3 separate regions of the Homo sapiens genome follow, and all the other regions are linked to region 3. A link is a loop called in an ENCODE intact Hi-C map of the cell type or tissue named here. Cell type or tissue: CD4-positive, alpha-beta T cell. All regions are shown on one strand.

Region 1 (8,000 bases), 120 kb before region 3:
TTTCTTTTAACAGGTTATAATCCATTAAGAATTAATTTTGCATATGGCATCACATGATTCATTTTTCCCATATGCATATATATGGATAGACTGGTGTCACTGCCTTGACTAATGTTAAGACACCACCAGTTTTACCCACCAATATTTTTACACCATCAGTGCAAAGGCTGGCAAAGTGAAAAAGGAATATAGTTATGATTTGTGCACTTTTCTGCCCATAAATTACACTTCAATTAAAGTATACTTAAAAATCAAAAATAGAGATTGACGATGAAAGAAAAATGACTTCTTAAAAGGTGTACTGAATTATATCACTCTACTGTTTAAAAGTTAACAGTAACTTCCCTTTGCATTTGGAACAAAGTTAAAATCTTATATAGAACCTACAGTATTTCATTATCATAATACATACCTAGTTTTAAAAATCTGGGTACCACTTTATCTCATGCTATCTTTCCATTTGCCTATTACATTCCTATCACACTAGTTTTCCTTCAGGTCCTTAAGCACACTCCCTCAGAGGCTTTGCACATTAGCCCCTTTACTTTGTTTACCACTTTTCACACAGCTAGCTCCTTCTCATCCTGTACATCTCCTCACAGAGGTTTTCCCAGTCATCCTATGTAAAGTTGCCTCTCTCCTGTGTTTTATATCTTGGCTCATTATACCCTTTATCGCCTTGCTACAACTTGAAATAGGTTTACTTATTTTTTGTCTGCTCCTCCATTAGAATGCATGATCCCACGGGGACAGAGATCTAATTGTCTTGTTGAAGTTGTCTTAAGATTTAGCACAATGCCTGGCACATAGTAGGTGCTAAATAAATAATTTTTGAATAAATGGAAGATTAGTGTCAGGTTGTTTCCTATCAATCTAATCTAAGAAATTATTTAATGTATTAGTTATCACTACCAATTCTGTTTTACCTACCAAGTGTTTGCCTTGTTTTTATCCATTTGTTTATTCATTTACTCACCAAAAAAACTTACGAATTTAGAGTTTATGATGTGTCAGCCATATAAGTTATAAAGAAGAGTAAGCCACGTTCTTCACTTTTAAGGATCTCAGCATTTATCAAGGAAAATCAATGCATAAAACAAAATTTTCTCTTTACCAAAAAAATTAGTTAACACAAAGCCTTAAATCTAAAATGCTGAAATGAAGGGAAAAGAAAGATGAACCCTCCAAAACAAACAGTCCAGTAAATCTATCAAAAAAAAAAAAAAACCAAGTTAATTAGGCATCACCTTTTCTTAGTGAATCCATGCTGACTCTTGGAGATTATCTCTTTCTAAATATTTAGAACACATTTTTAAATGTAATATACTGTAAGAAATTACAATATATTATTATCAGGACTTCAGATAAAAATTAGCTTACTTTACAATGAGAATAATTAGAGAAAATCCATTCAACAGTATAATTACTTTGACTTGTTTTTGATCCCAATATTTAATTTTGACTTAAACACTCTAATAAGGAAGTGTGAGAATACTGCGTGTTTACTGAAAGGTGTGTAAGTGGGAAAAGGTTGAGAATCTCCCCACTGCAGGCAGGCAGATTTCATCTAAATGCAAGAAAGAACTTTCTAGTAGTTAGAGCTGTCCACCAGTAAAGCAAGCTGCCTTGTGAAACAGGAAGCTCTTAATCACTAAAAGTCTTGAAGGAGAGCTAATAGGACATTTTCCCCGGGACAGAGCAGAAAGCCCAGATTTAGGAGGCAGCATTGATTAGATCAGTGCCTCTCAAGCTACGGCAAAGGTGTACTTTTTAAATATTTTAAACATTTCCAATCTTTAGTGGACCAATACTTTTACATAGCACAAAAGTATCACACATTTGGGTATCGTGGCGATATTATAAGCTTTCTAAATGTTTACTTTTGGTTTCTGTTTTTAACTTGCACAAACTGGACTGGTAAGAATAGGCAAAATACACATTGATTAAGACTGCATTAGACAGCCTGTAAGACATCTCTAAGCAATCTGTCCTCTCCCCTTCTATATTCACTATGCATTACTGTAAAACTACTCATTTCATAACCACCAACCTCTTTCTTCATCAATTTAAGAAAAGCAGTAATCTAAAAGATATTAGCCTTGAAAGCATTAGATCAAGGACACGAAATGTTTTTACTGCATTATTTTTTTATCTCACTACATTGAAAAAGAAAAATTTCCTTTTTACCAAAATACGTCTGAATGCTTATTTAAAACTAATTACAAAAATTTATTTTCAGCCATTTCCCACACCTAATTTTCTGGTGTCACTTTCTTTGCACAGCTGATAATGAAATGTGTAACAAATTATAGTTGGTCACACATTTGAAATTCCAAACTTGTTCTATCAGCTGGTAGCAAAACCAACAGAAAAGTTCCTTGGGGGTGGGTGGGGAAACATATTCATGAATTCGGAAGCACTGGAAATGAGATTTAAGTATTTCCAACTACCTATAATACCCAGTGGTGACCTGGCTAAAGTAAATATGTTGAAGGATTCCAAGAAGAAGAAACAAAATTAAAAGCTGCCCATTCTCATACTTCCCCAAATACTCTTGGATTTCGCTTACCAAAGGCAATGAGGCATTTTTGTTTAAAATCTGTTAGCTTCCCATTGAAAACAAAACAATCTTCCTTCTCAAAGGATAATCTTTAGATTTATGAGCTATCATCTCTCAACTCCATCAAAGAGAGAAGTTCCAACATTCCTATCACTACACTTTTACTAGAGCAGGAGTTCTTAACTGTGAGTATATGGATGGGTTTTAGGAAGTGCATGAACTTTCTGAAACTCCAAATGTTTATAAATTTTGGGTGAATGAGCAGTTATATGGAAAAAAAGTCCACAGTTGTCAATATATTCTCAGAGGGAACAATAATCCAAAAACATTAAAAGCATCTTTCTTAAGTTAAAAATCTGATCTGAACAGAAACATAGGGTACAGCCTCTACATTAATTGAATAGGCATAAAAGGTTATTAAATCATGCAAACAAAAAGGACTTTAGAAATAAATCCTGTCATTTTGCAAATAATAAAACTCATATTTGGAGTTAAGGGAGTTTTCAAGGCCACAATGCTGACTGGAAGGTAGAAGCCAAAGAAAAATGCTGATCCCTTGCTCCGAAGTCCATTCTTTCACACCCAGCTACCCCACACAGGGTGAGACTAAAGGATGTTAGTAAGCCCACTATAGTCAACAATCCCACCTCAAATAAATATACCATCTCAAAATAAATCGTAATTCTTTAAACACTACTTGCTCATAAGATAGCCCACAATGCAAAGTAAATTAGCTGAGTGAATCTTTCAGTAACTGTTGAAACTGTTTAGAAATCTTTAGCAAAACCTCTTTTGAAAGTTTATTCTCATGTTTATTCACACTAAAGAATAATAAGTGCAAAAACCAACAGAGATGATGCTTAGCGAAAAAAACTTTTATAGTAAGTAATTAAGTGAGAAAGCTGAAAAAGAATGCCTTATTTTGGTACTGGTTAGGATGGAGAGGAATCCAAAATTTGTTTTTAATTTTTTTGAAATAATTAGGAAACTGAAAGTCTGTAAATAAGAATCCAAGAAACCCTTCACTTTCCTCCCCCACCCCCCTTTGACTTCTGAAATACAGTGTAACTTTCTACCATCTGTTATTTTAAAGCAGAAACAGCAATGAACATATGGGCTTTCCCTCTCAAGCAGCTGTAGTGTAGTTAAAGTTATAATAATTGTCTTTCTGTAAGATAAATTTACATTAAAAACCTGGCCAGTTAAAAACAAATGGCTCAGCCTCAGAGCCTTCCAGAATAAAATTCAGAAATTCAGAATCATCTATGACATATTACATTCACAGATTTGGAGGAAATCCTCTAACTCTTGTGCTTTTACATTGAAGGTTACATAAATACAATTCGTGATGCCCAAATCAGTTTATACAACCAAAGAGTCCATAACTCGTGTTTTCGATTTTTCTTGATAAAAATGGTAGGCGCATCAGATGGTTCAGGAAGTCATATATAAAAACCAGCAACTAAGTTCTTGAAAGCAGATAATATAAATCCACTACTTGTGTGAATCACTGAACTCCAACCTAAATGCTCATTTATGAGAAAAAAATCACAATACATGTGGCGCACAAACTTCCATCTCAACTATATATCATATATGACTTTAATCTGAAAGGAATTCACAGCATATTTTGATATACATATTATGAAAAATAGGAATTCTACCTACCTTTATCTGGGTGATTCAAAATCATGACTCTCCTATGAGCTGTTCTAATCTTAGCCTTGCCAGCAGATGGGCTGTAAAAAGAAATTACAGTGCTTATAATAAATAGCATCAAATGCAGATTATAAATTAAGGGTTTATATGGGTTTCAAAAAATTATACCTAATGAGAATTTCACCATCTTGTGGACAAATATGAAACTACAGCTTTCCACTTAATTCCACTAACCATCAAAATAAATCATTGATTCAATGTTACATGTGTTTTTCTTCAGTCCTTTGTAATGCCAATCCTTATTCTCAATCAATTTAAAAAACAAAACAACATATAGGTTAGGGGAGTCAGCTTCTGCAGACAATACTGTAAGTTTGAAAACTTATGCTTCTAAGTTATTTGGGGGGAAGGCGGTATATACGGTGTAGCAGACAAGTATTTGGATTCCAGAGGCATACTGCTGGACTTTCCCCCCCCACCCCCCAAGAAGGAGGAGTCTTGCTCTGTTGCCCAGGTTGGAGTGCAGTGGCATGATCTCAGCTCACTGCAACCTCCACCTCCCAGGTTCAAGTGATTCTCCTGCCTCAGCCTCCCAAGCAGCTGGGATTACAGACGCGCGCCACCACACCCGGCTAATTTTTGTATTTTAGTAGAGACAGGGTTTCATCATGTTGTCCAGGCTGGTCTCGAACTCCTGACCTCGTGATCCACCCACCTTGGCCTCCCAAAATGCTAGGATTACAGGTGTAAGCCTCCACGCCTGGCACACTGCTGGATTTTAATGCCAGTATTGCCACTTAAGATTGTGTAAGCTTGATCAAATTTTTATCCTCTTGGTGCTTCAGTTTCCTCACTGTAAAACAGGGCTAGAGCAACTGTAAGGATTAAATGAGTTAATGCCTACGAAATGTTAGAACAGTACCTGGAATGTAGCAAGTGCTTCATTATAGTTATCTTTTACCTTTACAGAGGATCTCAAAACTCTTTATGTCTCATAGTTATTTAGCTTTGTGAAAAAAACCCATGGGAAAAGCTTGGCTGTTAAAGCCTATGCTGTAAACAAAAATTAAAGTAGATAATTAAATAATCCTAAAATTATTTGGGTAAAACCCAATGTATCCAGTATTGGAAATGTTGCTTATTAGTACATTTTCTAGGCAAGGGAAAAAAATTAACACTAACAACAACAAAATCCTACTACTGCTACTTAATAGCTATACTATCTTGTTTAAGCTACTTAACTTTTCTGAGTCTCAAATGGGGATAATAATAGTTGACTTAAAGCACAGTGTAATTATTGTAAAGCTCAAAATAATTTAATTTGCATGGATGAACCACAACATAATAGCTAAAAGCATGTGCTTTTACAGTTAGTCAGAAACAGGTTCAAATTCTTGATTCCACTACTTATTAGCTGTGAAAGTATGTCTTGCTTAAACTCAGTTGCAATTTTCTCATACGTAGCATACACGTAATAAAACCTACCCCCAGGTTTATTTTAAAGAAAAATTAGATAATATAAGTAAAAAGATTAACATAACCTAGCACACATGAAAGTAAAGGATGCTTATGAGACTGTATTAGATATCTCCTGCATTTTGAAAATAAAGTGTAAATAACCTAACTTAACATTTCTTGGATGGCTCACAGCATTGTCATTATTACCAATTAAACTCTCAAGGTCTGCAGATGTTTGCTTGTCCTCCTACTAAATGGACCTAGAATGTTATTCATTTAAGTTCTATTTTGAACAGTGCCTCCCCTATGCTATCAGCTGTCAATCCTTGATTCTGCTATTGTTCTAGTCTTTGGCAGTTCCTTGCTAGTTACTTGCTACCTCTGATCTGTGGGTAAGTGATAGATCACCAAGCACATTAAAATGCACTATTAATTGCTGAGTAGGCACATAAAATAGTCTTCCATGAGTAAAATGAATTAAATATTTTCCTATAAGGACTTAAGAGTATTCCTCTTGGCTGTTTACCTATGTCTTTGAAGCAGCATTCTAAACTTACTTTTTGGCTTGTAGGTACCTCCCAGATAAACAATTAAACATTGTCTGGTTAAAAGACTACTGAATTTTGAGAAAATAACTGTTAAACATCATACCAGAGGTATGAACACTATACTGTTTAACTGCCTATTAAGAAACAAAAAAAATTACACTGAAAAATTACAGCTCAATGATTTCGATTTCTGTGGCTAATCTACATTTATCAACTCCTTTTTTTGCTACACAGGTGCTCTGTGGCACATCTTGCCTTTATTACTTATGTTTTCTAGCTGTTCTGTATGTATTTGGCATGTTGTGTTAGGTAGATTCTAAATAACTTTAGGGCTGAAACTATGATTTGTATCTTAAAATAGAAATTAGGATTGTAGGCCGGGGGCAGTAGCTCACGCCTGTAATCCCAGCACTTTGGGAGGCTGAGGCGGGCAGATCACAAGGTCAGGAGATCGAGACCATCCTGGCTAACATGGTGAAACCCTGTCTCTACTAAAACTACAAAAAATTAGCCAGGCGTGGTGGCGGGCGCCTGTGGTCCCAGCTACTCGGGAGGCTGAGGCAGGAAAATGGCATGAACCCAGGAGGCGGAGCTTGCAGTGAGCCAAGATAGCGCCACTGCACTCCAGCCTGGGTGACAGAGCAAGACTCCGTCTCAAAAAAAAACAAAAAAAAGAAATTAGGATTATATATCGTACAAGTGCTTAATGCATTTTACATCACCCTCCAAAAATGACTGTAAAAAGGTAAACTCCTTAAAATAACAAATACTCCATATTAGTAAATACTAATATTATAAAGGATTACTATGCAAATAATTTTAAAGTAAAAAAGGGGGAGCTTTAAAAACCTATTTCATAAATTTCATCACCATGTGGCCCTCTAAATAATGAGATAAGTTCAGTAAAATCCAAATTTCATATATATATACACACACACACATATATATACACACATATACGCATACGCACATATATGTGTGTATATATATATATATAGGTGAATGTTCTGCTGAACCATTGTATTTTTTTAGAAGATATATGGCAAGGTCCATTTTATTCTAGATATTAAGTTTTAGTTGAGCACATAATACAAAATCTGAAAATTACTCCGTCAAAATTTCCTTGATAATTAATTACAATGCTCTGAAAATCAGTTCCACATAGTTTTGTACATAAAACTCCACAACGCATTATGCATACTGAGGTCCACCAACCACTGAACTAAAGTAAACACAAGGAAGGAAAGTTCATATGCACAAGTATGGCATTCAAAACACTCTGCCTTTAAGATAATAATGATCAGACTCCTAATGGTGAGCTCTGGAAATGAGACCTATTCTGCTTTGCTGGCAGTGTTTATTTCCTTTTAGTTATTATTATATTAAGTCTCTTGGACCTTAATACATTTTAATATTAATACATGTTTGTTGCTGTAAAGATTAAACAACATGAGAGAAGCCTAGTTTTTAAGCTTAGTATAAAAACTAAATGTAGCTATGATGATATACCTCCAGTATAACTTTAAATATGATGGTACCTAGACCAGAGATTTCAAACACCTCCCTAGAATGCATCTGGCTGGCAGTGGGGGTATGTGGAGTGGTGTTCTTGGACCTTCTGGCAAATGGAGCAGTTTTGGTTTCATCTTTTTTTTTTTCTACTACTGAGCTTTTGAGTAACATATAGTGATATGGTTTGGCTCTGTCTCCACCCAAATCTTATCTTGAATTATAGCTCCCATAATCCCCTCATGTCATGGGAGGGGAACCGGTGG
Region 2 (8,000 bases), 160 kb before region 3:
TGAAGGCTGACAACACTACCCCATTTCAGCATGCCTGCTTGGTTTACAGACAGCTGCCTGTGCGATCAATACTGCAGGGCTCAAGGTAGCAGGCTGTGTTCCAGCCCACCCCACACATCAGGGCTGCTTATTGATTCCAGCTGCTGCTGGAAAAAGCCAGGGCTCCTATTCCTCGATTTTGAGAGGCAGAATTGGGGATCTGGGGCTGACTCTTGAGAAAACTGGGGGCCCAGATATTCTCACAGGTAACTCATAAACTTGGGTCATCAGAGAGCTGAGTCAGCACCCAAAGGCGGCCGAGAAATTGGCTCTCTGGTGGCGGAACTCTCCAGGCTAGTTAGTGTAACAGGAGGGAGCTCTGCCCTGGAGTTCACAGCACTGGTAAGTAGCATTTATTCAGCATCACATACTGATGGCCAGACTTAGCAAATAAAAATACAGCATGTCCAGTTAAATTTGAATTTCAAATGAGTGATGAATTTTTTTTAGCATAACTACATCCCAAATATTGCAAGATGTAATTATACTTAAAAATTGCACATTGTTTGGCTGGGTGCGGTGGCTCATGCCTGTAATCCCAGCACTTTGGGAGGCTGAGGTGGGCGGATCACTTGAAGTCAAGAGTTCAAGACCAGCCTGGCCAACATGGTGAAACCCCATCTCTACTAAAAATGCAAAAATTAGCTGGGTGTGGTGGCATGCACCTGTAGTCCCAGCTGCTCAGGAGGCTGAGGCAAGAGAATCGCTTGAACCCAGGAGGTGGAGGTTGCAGTGAGCCGAGATCGTGCCACTGCACTCCAGCCTGGGTGACAGAGAGAGACCTTGTCTCAAAAAAATAAAATAAAATAAATAAAATAAACTGTACATAGTTTATGTGAAATTTAAATTTACCTGGGCATCCTGTATTTATGTGCCAAATATTTCATAGGACATTCTTTTTTTTTTTTTTTTTTTTTGAGACTGAGTTTCACTCTTGTTGCCCAGGCTGGAGTGCGATGGCGCGATCTTGGCTCACTGCAACCTCCACCTTCTGGGTTCAAGCGATTCTCCTGCCTCAGCCTCCCTACCAGCTGGGACTATAGGCTCCCGCTACCATGCCCAGCTAATTCTTTGTATTTTTTAGTAGAGTTGGGGTTTTACCATGTTGGCCAGGCTGGTCTCGAACTCCCAACCTCAAGCGATCCACCCGCCTCAGCCTCCCAAAGTGCTGGGATTACAGGCATGAGCCACTGTGCCTGGCTTCATAGGACATTCTTTTTTCTTTTTTTTGAGTCGGAGTTTCGCTCTTGTCACCCAGGCTGGAGTGCAGTGGCGCAATCTAAGCTCACTGCAACCTCCACCTCCTAGGTTCAAGCAATTCTCCTGCCTCAGCCTCCCAAGTAGCTGGGATTACAGGCACCCGCCATTACGCCTGGCTAATTTTTGTCTTTTTAGTAGAGACGGGGTTTCACCACGTTGACCAGGCTGGTCTCAAACTCCTGACCTCAGGTGATCCACCCGCCTTGGCCTCCCAAAGTGCTGGGATTACAGGCGTGAACCACCGTGCCTGGCCCCATAGGACATTCTTATACTGAAAACTTATTTGTTGTTGATCTGAAATCCAAACTTAACAGAGTTTCCCTTGCATTTTATATCTGGCGAGGCTACCACACACATACTTATATGCATATGGGAACAGACATGGTTCTGTCTGCTACAGTCCTGCCATCCAAAGCAGAGAATCACCCTCAGCAAAAGTCCAAACTTTTCCAGCTGGCATTCCGGGACTTCCACAATCTGCCTCACTCTCTGCCAGCCCTTTTCCTACACAGCCACTCCATTCTAGCCTAGATGGTCCTCTTCCTGACTCCTGAACATTTCCAAAAATTCCTACCGCCCCTCACAAAGGAACAATGACTTGTCATGCTCTCCCTCCCATTTGAAGATTCACACTCACCTGTGCTTCAAGACCCACTCAAATCTTATCTGCTCCTCAAAGTGTTCTATAATTACCTTTTCCTCCATGCCCCCAAAGTAGCCCCCATGTGGCTCCTTCCTGCTTGGAACCCGGGGAGTGTTTGCTTTCTCCCTCATTCAGTTGCCCTGGGGTTGCCTTGCCAGTTAATTTTCATTTGTTTCTTTAGCAAGCATGAGCTGACATCTATAACTGTGGCTCAAGAAATAATACAAATCTTTATCTGTTCTGAGCCCCCACCTGCCTGGCTGGTGGGCAAACTAATCCCGGTCCTTGTGTGGGCCCCCATGGTGGGACCATATAAGCTTCATATGACTCCCAGGCCGGTAGTGTGTATGAGTGCGTGGGGATGGGGTGGGTGAGGGAGGGGTAGGAGCAGATGCTAACTCCACTCTGTCTTCAAGTCTGAAAACACAGCCTGGTACACACATGTTAACTACCAAATTACACGGTCAGTCTGGCAACACCTGCTTCAGCCGGAGTGCAGATGAATGAGTTAACACTAATCAGCTCCTGGGACCCGACTCAGAAGCAACATCTTTGAGGAAGCCTTTTCTAACTTTTTGAGAAAGAAGCCAAAGCTTTTGCAAGGGCCTGTAGACGCCACCTGATTCTCCTTCCTCCCTTTTTTCTTGGCTGCATCTCCCATCCTGAGATGGAGCAGGGACCCCTCTTAGGGGCCTGTGCCCCCCTCACTACCACAAGCATGGAAATGAAAAATCTTAAGTTCCTTCAGATTGCAGGCACTTAGCTGGCCCTGAGAAGTAAATGAGCAATTTGATCAGCAAGAAGGTAATAGTAGCCTAAAACAATAGCCAAGGAAATTAGAGTCATGGGATGTTTGGTTCCCTATAGAAACTAAAGATTAATTCTTAACGTATGTCCCTGAGTTGTTTTCAAAACCTGGACCCCCACCAAATGTATCTGCTGGCACACAGACCTTGGATAAGGGGGAACCGGGGACTGAACTCCGACCACTGCTCTTCGTTCTTTCTTCCTGATGGGCCTGGAAGAAGTCACACCTGTGAGCCAGAGCTAACGTTCTTTTCTGCTAACCCCACATTTTTAAACAAAGCTTCTTTTCCTTAACCAATTGCAAATCAGAAAATCTGTGAACCCACCTATGACGTGTAAAGGCCCCGCTTCAAGGTGTCCCACCTTCTTAGGCCAAACCAATGTATAACCTCCATGCCTTGATTTAAATTTGCCTGTATTAACTTGTTTTCCTGAAAATTTCCCTTGCCTTTAAAAACCCTCGCTTGCAAACCTTTGCAAGGGTTCAGGTCTTAAGCATGAGCTGCCCAATCAACATTGCCTGGTGCCCTGCAAATAAATGCCCTCCTTTCTCCCTCTGCAAACCTCTGTGTGGATGTTTGATCTTATTGCAGCAGGTGAGCACACCCCAGTTCAGTTCAGGAACATCGCCTCTCCCTCACTCCCTCTGCCTCAGCCACACTGCACCCCCGCCCGGCTGTTCCTCAAACATACCAGGCACTATGCATGCTCCCTCCTTGCCCTTCTCACCTTTGCTCTTCCCTCTGCTAGCTACGCAGCTCACTCTCCCTTACTTCAGGTCCTTGCCCTAACATCATTTTTCACTGAGGTCTACCTTAACCATCCTATTATAGTTGGAGTACCCTTCCTAGTGACTTCTGTCCATTTCCTGCTCTATTCTTCTTCAAAATTATGGTTATGTAAAATACATATTTTTTACTACCTTTTTCTTATTTACTATCTATTGCACCACCTTCTCCCTCTGGAATTTAAGCTCCATAGAGCAGAAATTTTAAAATCTATTTTGTTCACTATTGTATCTTTAGTGTAGTGCCTGAGACATAATAGGCAGTCAATAAGTATTTGTTGAGTGAATAATTTTTTTCTTGAATATTTTCACCAAACCTTATGCCACAATCTGTAACTCCTCCTAGTTTTTTTTTTTCTGATGTCCACAGATGCACCTCTCCAGTAGGCTGTGTGTTCTAGTAAATGAATAATGGATGCCCAAAGGAATTGAGGCCAAAAAAATGTGCCTTACTCTTTAACTCATAAGACATAATACTTGCCAATTAAATAAAAAGGGGAAATTTTAAAACATACATGCCCACGTCCTCTAACCTTAGGATAAAAGAAGTAATCTTAGGGGGAAAAAAAACAAGAAACACAGTGCTGACCTTTGCAGGGGTGGAAGGTGCCAAGGGCTGTGGCTGTTTCTCCAGCAGACATGGGGACCACATGCTGAACCATCTCCTCCCTTCCCTCTACCCCTGTGCCTGTCGCCCAGTACACACAACACAAGCTCCATTCAGAGCTGTTGAGTGCAGCCTCTAGCCACGGAGCAGGTGAAGTTAACTGGCCCCCTTGGGGATTGAACCCAGGCTTTGGCCTCATTAGCACCAGCTGCAACCAACTAGTCACACACAGGCTCCACACAAACAGAGAGATCACAGGATGGCTGGGCAGGTGCGTGAATAAACCAACACACCCGTAAATAATGAAATATTTACACGAGGCAGGGTCAGCAAGACTTTGTGAGGAGGGCATTGAGTGAGAGGGGAAGAGCATCAGCTTTCTTTCCTCTGGACAGGAAAAAGCAATGCCCCCTATGTGTGTGTTTAAAGGAGGCCAATAGCCCAGGCAATTTGTAACTTGGGGTGTTGCTACTATTGCTATTGTTCTTTTGATTATTCAGGAACATTTCTTTTCTGTTTTAAAGAAAACTAATTGCAACATCTTGGAGGCAAGGAGGCTTCATTTTCCACCAGTCAAGCCCTTTGTCAATTAAGTAATAAGGTCCATTACACTGCTTCTTAAAAACAATTAACCAACCGACCCTTCCTCAACCTCAGCTTTTGGGAAACTTGCAGCTTCCAGAGGTGGCTGTAACATCAGGGGTCATTTAGCAAATGAAGGGGAGAGTCTTTGGACTGATTCGTAGAGAAAGGCCATGATTTTCACCACCTACTCCTTTACCTAAAATGCTTGCCACAGGGAGGAGCTCTGAGTATGACTCATGTAGCTAGTTTTCCTAGCCCCGTCCTCCACACAGAGGCTGAGGCAAGGATTACAGTGCGGCTGCTTTATTGGAGAGGTGTAACCTTGGAGAGGTGAGGAAAGAAAGAGGAGGAAAGGCAGGAAAGATGAGGATCAAGGTGATGCAATGGTGCTGCTCTAGATGCTGCTTCTTGGTGAGTGGCTAGAGACACAAACTGCCCTGAGTGTGTCCGCTCAGCTCATGGGACTTCTGCAGAAGATTAGCCAGGTTGAATCACACCTCAGGGTGGAGGGAGGACATACTCTCCACCTCCAGTTACCTTGGTTCAGGTTCACACACCATGGAGGTAACACCTTGCATTTCTGGGTATCATCTGGCTCCTCAGGAGCTGCTCAGGAGGCCAGGTCCCATGCCCATGGCTGTGGTATTTTATCCAAATCCTGGAGTGGAAAAGTGACCAGGAATGAGGATGCTCAGCAGTGGGGATGGGGTTATCAGAAGTATTCAAACCAGAGTGACTCCATCTTGAATAGGAGTTGGGTAAAATGAGGATGAGACCTGCTGGGCTGCATTCCCAGGAGATCAGGCATTCTTAGTCACAGGATGAGATAGGAGGTTGGCAGGACTAGTATGAAAGGATACAAGTCAAAAAGCCCCTGCTGGTAAAACAGGACGCAGTAAAGAAGCCAGCCAAAACCCACCAAACCCAAGATAGTGATGGAAGTGACCTCTGGTCATCCTCACTGCTCATTATATATTAATTGTGATATTTGTGTGCTAAAAGACACTCCCATCAGCGCCATGACAGTTTACAAGTGCCATGGCAACACTGGGAAGTTACCCTATATGGTCTAAAAAGTGGAGGAACCCTCAGTTCCAGGAATTGCCCACCCCTTTCCTGGAAAATTCGTGAATAACCCACCCCTTGTTCAGCATATCATCAAGAAATAAACATAAGTGTACTCAGTCAAGCAGCCCATGCCACTGCTCTGCCTATGGAGTAGCCATTCTTTTGTTTCTTTACTTCTCTAATAAACTTGCTTTCACTTTACTCCATGAACTCACCCCAAATTCTTTCTTGTGCAAGATCCAAGAACCCTCTCTTGGGGTCTGAATTGAGACCCCTTTCTGGTAACAGGGTCACACAGACTCAGGGCCCCAACTGGATTCCAGGCAGTTCCAGGGCTTGGCAAAGACAGTGATGCTGTTGGTGGGGTGAGGGGTGTGAGGGGCAGGCAGCAGCTTTGGAAGTAAGGTGGCTTTGAAGGAATCTGAGGAGGCTGTCAACATTTGTGTAATACAGTGGGGATCTCAAAGAGTTCCTCCTACTTCCAACTCAGAAATAACATTTCTTCACAGAACATCTTTTGAAATCCACCAGTCATGCCTTTTGGCTAGTTTGTCTGCTTACATAGAGATCAGGCCAGAGATTCACCCGAGTGTTTCTGCTGAATGACCACTTTCCCCTCTGAGGCCCCACGCTGTCCTGCACTTTGTAAATGCCATGTTCCCAGGTTCCCCTTGCTTGGGCCCAGGTGGCACCTTTTCCCTGCTCAGCCTCTTTCCTCAGCAGAGGACTGACGTTCTTTGAGGTTACAACCAGGGCCTTGAGCAACAAGATTGTGACCTTGAGTGACACAGAAGCCTCAACCAAGAGGGCTCCACTTTTCAAGGTGGCAATTGCAATGAAGTTGGTGCCAATGGGAAAAATATCCTAGATGGAATGACACAGGGAAGGACATGACTTGGCAGTGGTCCAACCAGGTGGACAGTCTGTCTTTCCTTGTCACAGTTTTTATTCCCTGTGGCTTGAGTGCCATGCTTGCTACTTGCAGAGACTGGCATGAGAAGTCAGGTCCAGAGCATGGCACAGCACCTCTGTGAGGGGCTGGTGAGAGGCTTCAGTGACATTTCAAGGCACCAATGTCCACGGCTTTCACAAAACATTAGATATAAGTCAGAGGAGATGGTTTGGGGTCCATTTAGCAATTTCTTTCAAAAAAAGCGATGGAATATACATTTTTTTTCAGAAAGAATATGCATTTTCCCACCATTTTCCCATAGACCATTCATTGCCTTGCACCTGAGAGCCTCTAAGATGTGTGTGGATGTGTGTGTGTGTGTGTGTGTGTGTGTGTGTGTGTGCATGCGTTGGGAGTTGTGAGGACAAAGAATAAGACAGGAACAAAACAAGAAACAAATTATTTGCCCCTTCCCACCCTCCACAGCAGCAGAAAGCAAATCAATGCAGGAGGCTATTTCAGAGGCAGTAGATGACTAGAAATCTCACTGCTACTGCCCTATGCTCAGAAGAGACAGGAACCCTTCCTGCTCTAACTGTTCTGCCTACAAGATCCATTGCCATGCTTTTTTTCAAGAGGAATTCAAAATTAATTTGATTTTGCTGCATCTTGTCCCATTTATATAGAAGTGCTAACTGTTCATTCAAAAATAAAAAAAAAGGATCATACAAGATGCATGCAGCTGCCTTTTATATTCAGGGATGAAAAACTGGTTATGAAGGAGGTTAATGTTGTTATTCCAGAGAGATAACCCTGGTTGCTATGGCGAGGAATCTTCTGTCAATCATCCCGATGAAGTTGGCTTCTCTTACCAGAACAGCCTCTATTAGAGCTGCAGTTTGAATATATATTTGCCACTGAGCCTTGACTCAAATGTTTAACTTAGTGGACAGGTCTGTGTTTTATCAATTGGAACACTGTAGATGGAGACTTGTAGAAAATGCAGCTGAGGAAAGCTGCATGCTCTCAGAATGAGCCAATTTAACCACCCAGGTTAGGTATGCTTTAATCTCTGAAAAAGAATGAAAAGATTTTGGCCAGAATCAAGCTAACCATGACCAGCAAAGGAAAAGCTCAAAAGAAGATGTAAAAATGTGTGGTGTGACTTGGTTTGTAAAATGGGAATTCCTTTGGATGGATTTAAGTTAATTGATTGATTTTTTTTTAATCCAACGGTTTTGATCTGTGACGCTCACAGCTTAATGATCTGCCGTTCCTGCTGAAATTTATTCAGGCAATAATCCACAAGAAA
Region 3 (8,000 bases):
CTCTGCCCCCTGGGATCAAGCGATTCTCCTGCCTCAGCATCCCGAGTAGCTGGGATTACAGGCGTGTGCTATCACACCCGGCTAATTTTTGTATTTTTAGTAGAGACAGGGTTTTACCATGTTGGCCAGGCTGGTCTTGAACTCCTGACCTCAAGTGATCCACCCGCCTCAGCCCCCCAAAGTGCTGAGATTACAGGCATGAGCCACCGCGCTTGGCCAAACATTTCTTGAATATCTTTTTATTTTATGTTTCTTATGGTGCAGAAAAACATTTTATCTTGTCTGTTCTTTCATATATTCTCCCTCAGTATATCTCACGGATGTGCGCTGTTGGAAAGTGAAAATAATCTTACAAATTGAGATCTTTCATTAAATTTCAATGAGGTAATTAAGGAGACTCATTTTCAAATATATATATTTATTTCAGTGGCTTGAATGTTGCTTAATCAGGAAATGACAAGAATGCGAAATGTTGGTTGTTGGGCTTGTCTAGATTAGCAACTTTGAGAGTCAGGCTGTTGGAAGAGATAGCACATAGGTTAAAACAGCAAAGGCCTTTGCTGTGGGTACAAACTAATTGGCTGAAAACATTAATAAATTATACTTGCTCTTCATGTCAAGAGAAAGCTAAGAAAGAAGGGATGAATATTTGTATCTACTAAGGCATTACACTCTGACACATGATATTAAAAAATAAAAAGCATATCCTTTGACTTAAGCTCTTCTTCTTATATTAAGAAATAGAAATAGAAGCTAAGTTCCTTACCATTTACTTGGCAATGCTTTCTTGGGACTATTATAACATGTTTCAGATTTGGCATTTTCAGTCAATAAAATATTGCTGAGAAGGTTGCTGAGCAATTCACATAAAATTTACATAAAACGTTTATTACTGGGACCACTGCCTGGGTTTATGCTAAAATGCTTTCAGTAAAAACCCTCTAAATTCAGAGCTAATTCTTTCCCTTTATTTTATGTTTCTCTATTAGGTACCTGTAAGCTACACACATTGGCCATAGATTGACTGAAGTCCTATTCTTAAGATGGAAGATTCTAGTATGATGTCGGACTTAAAAACTTAACCAGATTAGATATTGTAGAATACAATCTTTTACAAATGAGTTGATTTTTCTCTCCAAACCTTTTGCAAAATTTCCGTAAGAGAGACTCATGGACTTGGAAAATTCTCTGTGAAGCTGCTTTTGGCAAAGTCCTGGCAAAGAAACACTTTTGCTATTTCAGATCCTATTCTTTAAGCCTCAACTTACTATTCTTATTTCGTGCTATTCAGTTTTTTACTCTTCTGAGGTCTCTATGAATCTCCACTGTTTTGGATCTCTGAGTACTTACATCATTCCCACTTTAAGACTTGTTTGGGTATTCTTTTTTAATTTATTTTTTATTTATTTATTTTTGTTTTTTTCCCCATCCAGAACTCATGTTGAGTGGTTGGATATTCTCGTGGGGTGCTTTTGTGGTTTCTTGACTTGTTCCTAACTAAAGTGTAAGTTCTGTTAAAGTGATTAGTATCCCTGTTCTGGAATCTCCCCTCACTCTCTACAAGCCCCTAATACAATAAATCCATAATAAGTGCCCAGTTAAGTAGGTTGCATTGTTTGGAAGTCTATCAAGGGACTAAAGTTAAAGGATGGTCATATTTTATGCTTTGCACATTGAGTTGAAAAGTTAGCTGCAGACAGAAAACTGATCTAAGTCAAAAGTCTTAGACTGGAGTCTCATCAGTGTTGCTCAATTGACCTGGTGATCTTTGGCCTGAGATTCAACCTCTGTGTCTTTACCAGTGATTTATGAATACCTAAGTTTTCTTTTATCCCAAATGTTCTAAGATAGCTTGATTGCTCTATAGTAGTGGTTTTCCAAGTGTGGTACCTAGATCAAGAACAGCATCATCTTGGAACTTGTTAAAAATGTAAGTTATTTGACCCAGTCGCAGGCTACTGAATTAGAAACTCTCAAGCTCGCGGACAAGCCCTCCTGGTGATTATGATGCACGATAAAGGCTGAGAACTACTGATCTGGAGTATAGTCAAATTTGTGGTATAGAGAGAAGCTCTATACCACAATGTTAGCAGACATTGAAGATTGTGTAGCAATTTCATGATTGGCATTTACGTCTCGTATCTGATGTTTCAGCTTTCAGTCTCTGTAGCATGGCTCACCATTGCATCATATTCAAGTTTCCAGGGACTACCCACGGGATTGTAGCTTCCAAGCTCCTAAAAAGTACTGGCAATTCAGAAGTGAAAAATGTTTCTTAGGGTGTACAAAGAATGTGCAATGGACAAGGGATTAATTGCCAGTGGCAGTCTCCTAATTTTGTATTCATAACGTTGTATGCATGCTAGGCTACACATGCAACGTCTGCTGATATACATTAAGTAATTGGGCATCCAGCAGCCCCATTTGCATGCAAAGGCTGTTGCACACCTCACATTTACAAGTCTAAAATTAAAGCCCAGTTTGAAGCTGGCTGAAGGCTAGCTGCTAGAAAAATAATGAGATAAGGAAGGAAATGGCTTCTGTTGATCAGTGCTTTTGGCCTCTACAGTTCAATCTTTGCTAATTTGCCCTTTGAAATTGTGTATTCAGGTAGAAGAGAGAGACTTCCAAGAGTATCTGGGTGGGGTTTTTTCCCTCCCTCTTAAATCCTACAGTTAGAAGCTGGTTGTGTTTATCCACAGCATTTCTCTTAAAACTGTACCTACATGTATGCTGCAGTCTGTTGCTGTGCTATATTATTGCTTAATGGAGTATTCATGTTCTTGTGGGATCACGTGCATCATCTCAAAAAAGAGCCACCCCCACACAGACTCACAGGCTGGGTCTGTAGCATCATTTTGTTTTAATTCAGCCCACATTTATCAAGCAGCCAATGTCTTTGTGCCAGACACTGTGCCAGGGGCTTGGAATACACATCAATCAAGCACACTCTCTGCCCTCAAAAGCTCACAATATTTTAACAGCTTCCTAGTGTCACAGAGGTGAATATTTTTCTTAAAAAGTCTTCCCTGATCCGCCTGGTTGAAATGACTCCTTGCTTCTCCGAGCCCCTGATTATGCTCAACCTGTGTCCCTAGGAGAAGAAGAGACCAGTGGACATAGGCCTAGAAAAGTCAAAGCCTAAAAGCCAGTTAGTTACTCAGATCATCAAGAGGAGGTGGCTGCATTGCAAATGGCCTCTAGGATCAGTCTGTGGGAACAGAAAATGTACCAATGTTTCCTGTACCCCGGTGTGGTCACACAGAAGAGAATGCCAATCTAAAGCCATCTTAAAGGAATTTACTCACAAGCACCACCTAGAGGAACGGTGGAGCCCTACAAGGACAGTACACCAACTAGTCACTTGTCACTCATCGAATGCTTTATATTTTCATATTTGGCCATGTCCTTTGTTTTACTTTGACATCAAGATTGTGAGGTCCCAGAGAACAGATCAGGGTCTTAAGAAGATTATCTTTCATAGTGCCTATTTGATGGTAATGATCATAAATACAGTATAATAGAAGGAAAAATATCTGGTGGCTTATATGCATTGGTAGTTTCTCATGGTAATAAGCATTTTTTTTTCTCTTCCTTTTAGCACAAGTGCATACACCTTGATAGCACCAAATATAAACCGGAGAAATGAGATACAAAGAAGTATGTATAGTCATTCATTTAACATTCAGAATGCTTCTCTCTTTTTACAATTGGTTTGTTTTGGTGTGAAGTATTTTTATTTTCTCATTTATATAGACTCACCAAATCTCATCAAGGTTTTTTGTTTTTTTTAGTTTTGATTATACCTTTAAAAATATTCTACTATTAACACTTCTAAGTTTGTTTCTCTACGTTAGTAACAGAACTCATGACATGATGGTAGATCCTGGATTTCTGTTGGCTTGAACAACTTTACACTTATTGCCAATAAACCTCCTTGAGGGTAGGGACCACATCTTACTCGTTTTTGTGCTCTCTGTACTTAATGCGTACATAACATGTTTAATTGATGTACAGTAAATATAAATGCTGCCATTTAAAGTTATAGCATTATCCTTTAGAGGTGGAAGAGAACTAAAGTTCATTTAGTTCACAAAGAAATTGTAGGCTTGCTCAAGTCCAGCTGTGGGGCTATGCTGAAATTCGATGGTCTCCTTTATTACATGATTGGTAGGAAATTTAACTTCATGACTAATGATGGACAGAAAGGCACAAAAGGGAAAAAGCTCTCTAAAGAGTCTCCACCGGACATGTAGCTCCGGGTGGGACAGCGGGTCAGTGCAGAATATGACAATCACAGCCATGCAGGGACTATGGGAACTGCCAGCAGTTCTGGTATCTTACAAGCTTTTGATTTAAATACTTAATAGGAGATTAAGTCTCAATGTGGTCTGGATTTCGAAATGTTTCAGAATTTGTTTTTCTAGTAATGGACATTTGAAACAGGTCTCATGAGGAGATAAGGGGAGGCGCTGGAGTGACAGAACTAATTTCTCTCTGGCGCCCCCTGCTGTCGTGCAGAGTGAACATTTAGGAAATGAGCCCTGCTCCCCAGGAAGCCGACTCTGCACAGTGGTCTGGAGTGCCTGAAACCAGAGCAAGGGTCTCCACCTGTAGCACCGAGCCCTCATTCCCTAGAGTCGCAGTAAGCTTGGGAGCATTGAAGATAAAGCGAGTATGGGCATCAGAATTCTCTGGGGATATGTTTACCTATGTGTGGAAAGTTCTTATTGACGTGAAAATATTCTAGTTTTGCACACATTTTCTATAGGTAACTTTAAAAATTAACTTGATATAGAGTTTTAAAAATGCCAGAATGGTAGGAAAATCTATACTTCTTTTAGTAGGAGCCCAGGTGGTTTTTCAAATTCGAACCCTCTGTGCTGACTCTTGGTGAGAATGTGCCACAGGGCCGGGCCCAGGATGACCTGTACGGGTCAGGGCTGAATATTGTGTTTCTAACCTGGAAGCCTTGTTCACTCATGCTCACATATAGTTAATTGCCTTCTAATAGTTGTTTCTTATGCTTTGAAGGGACTGGTTTTCTTTTAGAAGTCTAATAATTGACGATTTGATATTTCTCGCCTGGCTTAGTTGCGGAGCAGGAGCTGGCCAACCTGGAGAAGTGGAAGGAGCAGAACAGAGCTAAACCGGTTCACCTGGTGCCCAGACGGCTAGGTAAGCAAGCACAGCCGCTGCCGGAATGAGGGAGGGCGGGGCCACCTATGGATCCTGTAAGCAGCTTGCATATGTCTGTCTGTGAATGTCCATTGTAGTTTGTTTGGTCATTGTGCTGCTTGGGTGGAATGCATTTAATTGTGTGTGTGTGTGTGTGTGTGTGTGTGTGTGTATTTTTTTTTTTTTCTGATTTTCTGCAAGTAGCAAACCTGTAATGCCAGAGTTCTATGGGAACACAGTGATGGCTTAATTGCCAAATAATTTAGAGCCTCTTAGATGATTGACTCTGAAAAAGCTTACCTGGGGCGCTGCATATGCCCTGTCATAGCACTAGTCAGGATGGGAGTAAATGCTGGCACAAGCATATTAATCATGGCAGTTAAATGTTAATCTGAAGAAAAGGAGTGGAGAGTCAGTTCCAAGAGGGAGATGAGAGTGAGCTGGAAACCCGGTGGTGGGTATAAGAGAAACATCACCTGTGTTTTTATTCTACAGATAGAGACCTCTGGGCCTCTGGAGCAGGTGCTGCCAGTGTGATGAATTGTCTGGGCCGCCTTTGCCGGTGTTTGAATCATTCAGAAGGGATGCCACCTAATGGGAATCATTCACATCTTTTCTTTGCTTTTTCTCTTCTATCAGCAGCCGAAAATTTAAAGGGTTGGACACACAGTGTCCACAGATTTAGTTAATACAAGCATGTCTTGTGTCAGGGGCCACTTACGGTTGTGATAGTTTTAGAGAAGTTCCCTCCCCACACCCTGCCCCCCCACCAAGAACATAGGTAAAAATAATCTAATTTGGAAATTATTTAATGGGAGGAAGTAATAGTAATATTATCATCATCCCACTGTATTTCGTGAAAAGGGCTAATCTCAAGTGCCTCCTTTGTGCAAATGAGCCAGACTCGAAGGGTACAATCAGAAAACAGCTTTAATCTTTCCTAGCTTGGCCCCTGAGATTGGCTATGTGAGAACAGTCTTTCTCAGGCTTTTTGGATGATGTAAGAAATTAAAGCTTTTTGGTCTCTTTCAAACAGTAGAGTGACCTAGCTAATTCTAGGCCTAAAACAGTCTCATTTCAGTAATTAATGTTCAGTCTTAGGTACTGATCAAAATTCTGTTACTAATGGAGATGAGAGCTTCTCCCCTGCTCTAACCCAGGCCTGTTTCAGGTAGGAATCCAGCAAGTAGAACAGGGTGTGGCTGGACTTTTCTCTATTCATGGCTCTGTTCCCAGATTCTGACCTTTCTGGGATTGAAGGGGGAAGTGGAGGGAGATAAGAGAGTTCGGGGTTCGTAATGCAGTGATCCTTGTTTCTTTGAGCCTAGGTTTACACTGACTGCTCGTTCTTCTTCCTGGGAATCTTCGAGTTTTTCAGCATCCCCCACTCTCTGCTACCCATCTCCCACCTGGATTTCCCTGATACAGACGATTTCCTCTCCTGTCGGCAGGGCTTGGCCTCACTGTTGGCTCTTGGTAGACTCCTTTTAGGGTTCCATTGTTCTTGACATGGCCCTCATAGGCAAGTCCCTTTAGATGGCTTTAGGTTGGCATTCTCTTTCATGAGAATCACATTAAAAGTACAGGAAATACTTGTGCATTCTTTCTTTTCATAAACTGTGAATGTGGGCCATTTGTAATGTAGCTACCTCTTCTTGAGGACTCATCTCAGTGGCCAATGGACAACAGCCTTATACCTTTAGGCTCTAACTGTTCTAGGCATGAATCCAATAAGACCCTCAGACTCTTAAAAATGCAGGTTGAGGTCTCCAGCTGATTTTCTTTTTTTTTTTTTTTTTTTTTTAATTTATTTTTTTATTGATAATTCTTGGGTGTTTCTCACAGAGGGGGATTTGGCAGGGTCATGGGACAATAGTGGAGGGAAGGTCAGCAGATAAACAAGTGAACAAAGGTCTCTGGTTTTCCTAGGCAGAGGACCCTGCGGCCTTCCGCAGTGTTTGTGTCCCTGATTACTTGAGATTAGGGATTGGTGATGACTCTTAACGAGCATGCTGCCTTCAAGCATCTGTTTAACAAAGCACATCTTGCACCGCCCTTAATCCATTTAACCCTGAGTGGACACAGCACATGTTTCAGGGAGCACAGGGTTGGGGGTAAGGTCACAGATCAACAGGATTCCCAAGGCAGAGGAATTTTTCTTAGTGCAGAACAAAATGAAAAGTCTCCCATGTCTACTTCTTTCTACACAGACACGGCAACCATCCGATTTCTCAATCTTTTCCCCACCTTTCCCGCCTTTCTATTCCACAAAGCCGCCATTGTCATCCTGGCCCGTTCTCAATGAGCTGTTGGGCACACCTCCCAGACGGGGTGGTGGCCGGGCGGAGGCGCCCCTCACCTCCCGGACGGGGCGGCTGGCCGGGCGGGGGGCTGACCCCCCCACCTCCCTCCCGGCCGGGGTGGCTGCCGGGCGGAGACGCTCCTTACTTCCCAGATGGGGTGGCTGCCGGGCGGAGAGGCTCCTCACTTCTCAGACGGGGCAGCTGCCGGGCGGAGGGGCTCCTCACTTCTCAGACGGGGCGGTTGCCAGGCAGAGGGTCTCCTCACTTCTCAGACGGGGCGGCCGGGCAGAGACGCTCCTCACCTCCCAGACGGGGTCTCGGCCGGGCAGAGGCGCTCCTCACATCCCAGATGGGGCGGCGGGGCAGAGGCGCTCCCCACATTTCAGACGATGGGCGGCCGGGCAGAGACGCTCCTCACTTCCTAAATGTGATGGCGGCTGGGAAGAGGCGCTCCTCACTTCCTAGATGGGATGGCGGCCGGGCGGAGATGCTCCTCACTTTCCAGACTGGGCAGCCAGG

The links. Hi-C counts contacts between places; a loop is a spot of excess contacts. Peaks named below come from ENCODE experiments on the same cell type or tissue, not always from the same donor. Only the 100,000 strongest peaks of a DNase experiment are listed, where the experiment ranks them.
Region 1: a loop joins it to region 3, with 13 times the contacts of the local background. A loop is called at or near these places in 22 of 110 quality-filtered maps.
Region 2: it touches region 3 in a loop (7-fold over the local background); 35 of 110 quality-filtered maps call a loop at or near these places.

The regions. Positions count from the first base shown.
Region 1 is chr13:43,082,067-43,090,066 of GRCh38, reverse strand. DNAJC15 (DnaJ heat shock protein family (Hsp40) member C15) reads right to left here. Exons shown (of 6, transcript NM_013238.3): 5 at 4,229-4,299. Among named protein-coding and RNA genes, the nearest start is that of LINC00400, 27 kb to the left of the region's middle. In CD4-positive, alpha-beta T cell, CTCF peaks have their summits at 4,204 and 4,408 (motif pointing left); a DNase peak (open chromatin) is centred at 4,406; H3K4me3 peaks cover 670 bases.
Region 2 is chr13:43,129,434-43,137,433 of GRCh38, reverse strand. All of the region lies in intron 1 of LINC00400 (long intergenic non-protein coding RNA 400), which reads right to left. Among named protein-coding and RNA genes, the nearest start is that of LINC00400, 20 kb to the right of the region's middle. In CD4-positive, alpha-beta T cell, a CTCF peak has its summit at 4,889; no DNase peak of the experiment used is centred here.
Region 3 is chr13:42,966,272-42,974,271 of GRCh38, reverse strand. EPSTI1 (epithelial stromal interaction 1) reads left to right here. Exons shown (of 11, transcript NM_033255.5): 2 at 3,602-3,660; 3 at 5,095-5,178. Among named protein-coding and RNA genes, the nearest start is that of EPSTI1, 22 kb to the left of the region's middle. In CD4-positive, alpha-beta T cell, CTCF peaks have their summits at 3,114, 3,313, 4,290 and 4,490 (motif pointing left); DNase peaks (open chromatin) are centred at 3,311 and 4,501; H3K27ac peaks cover 312 bases.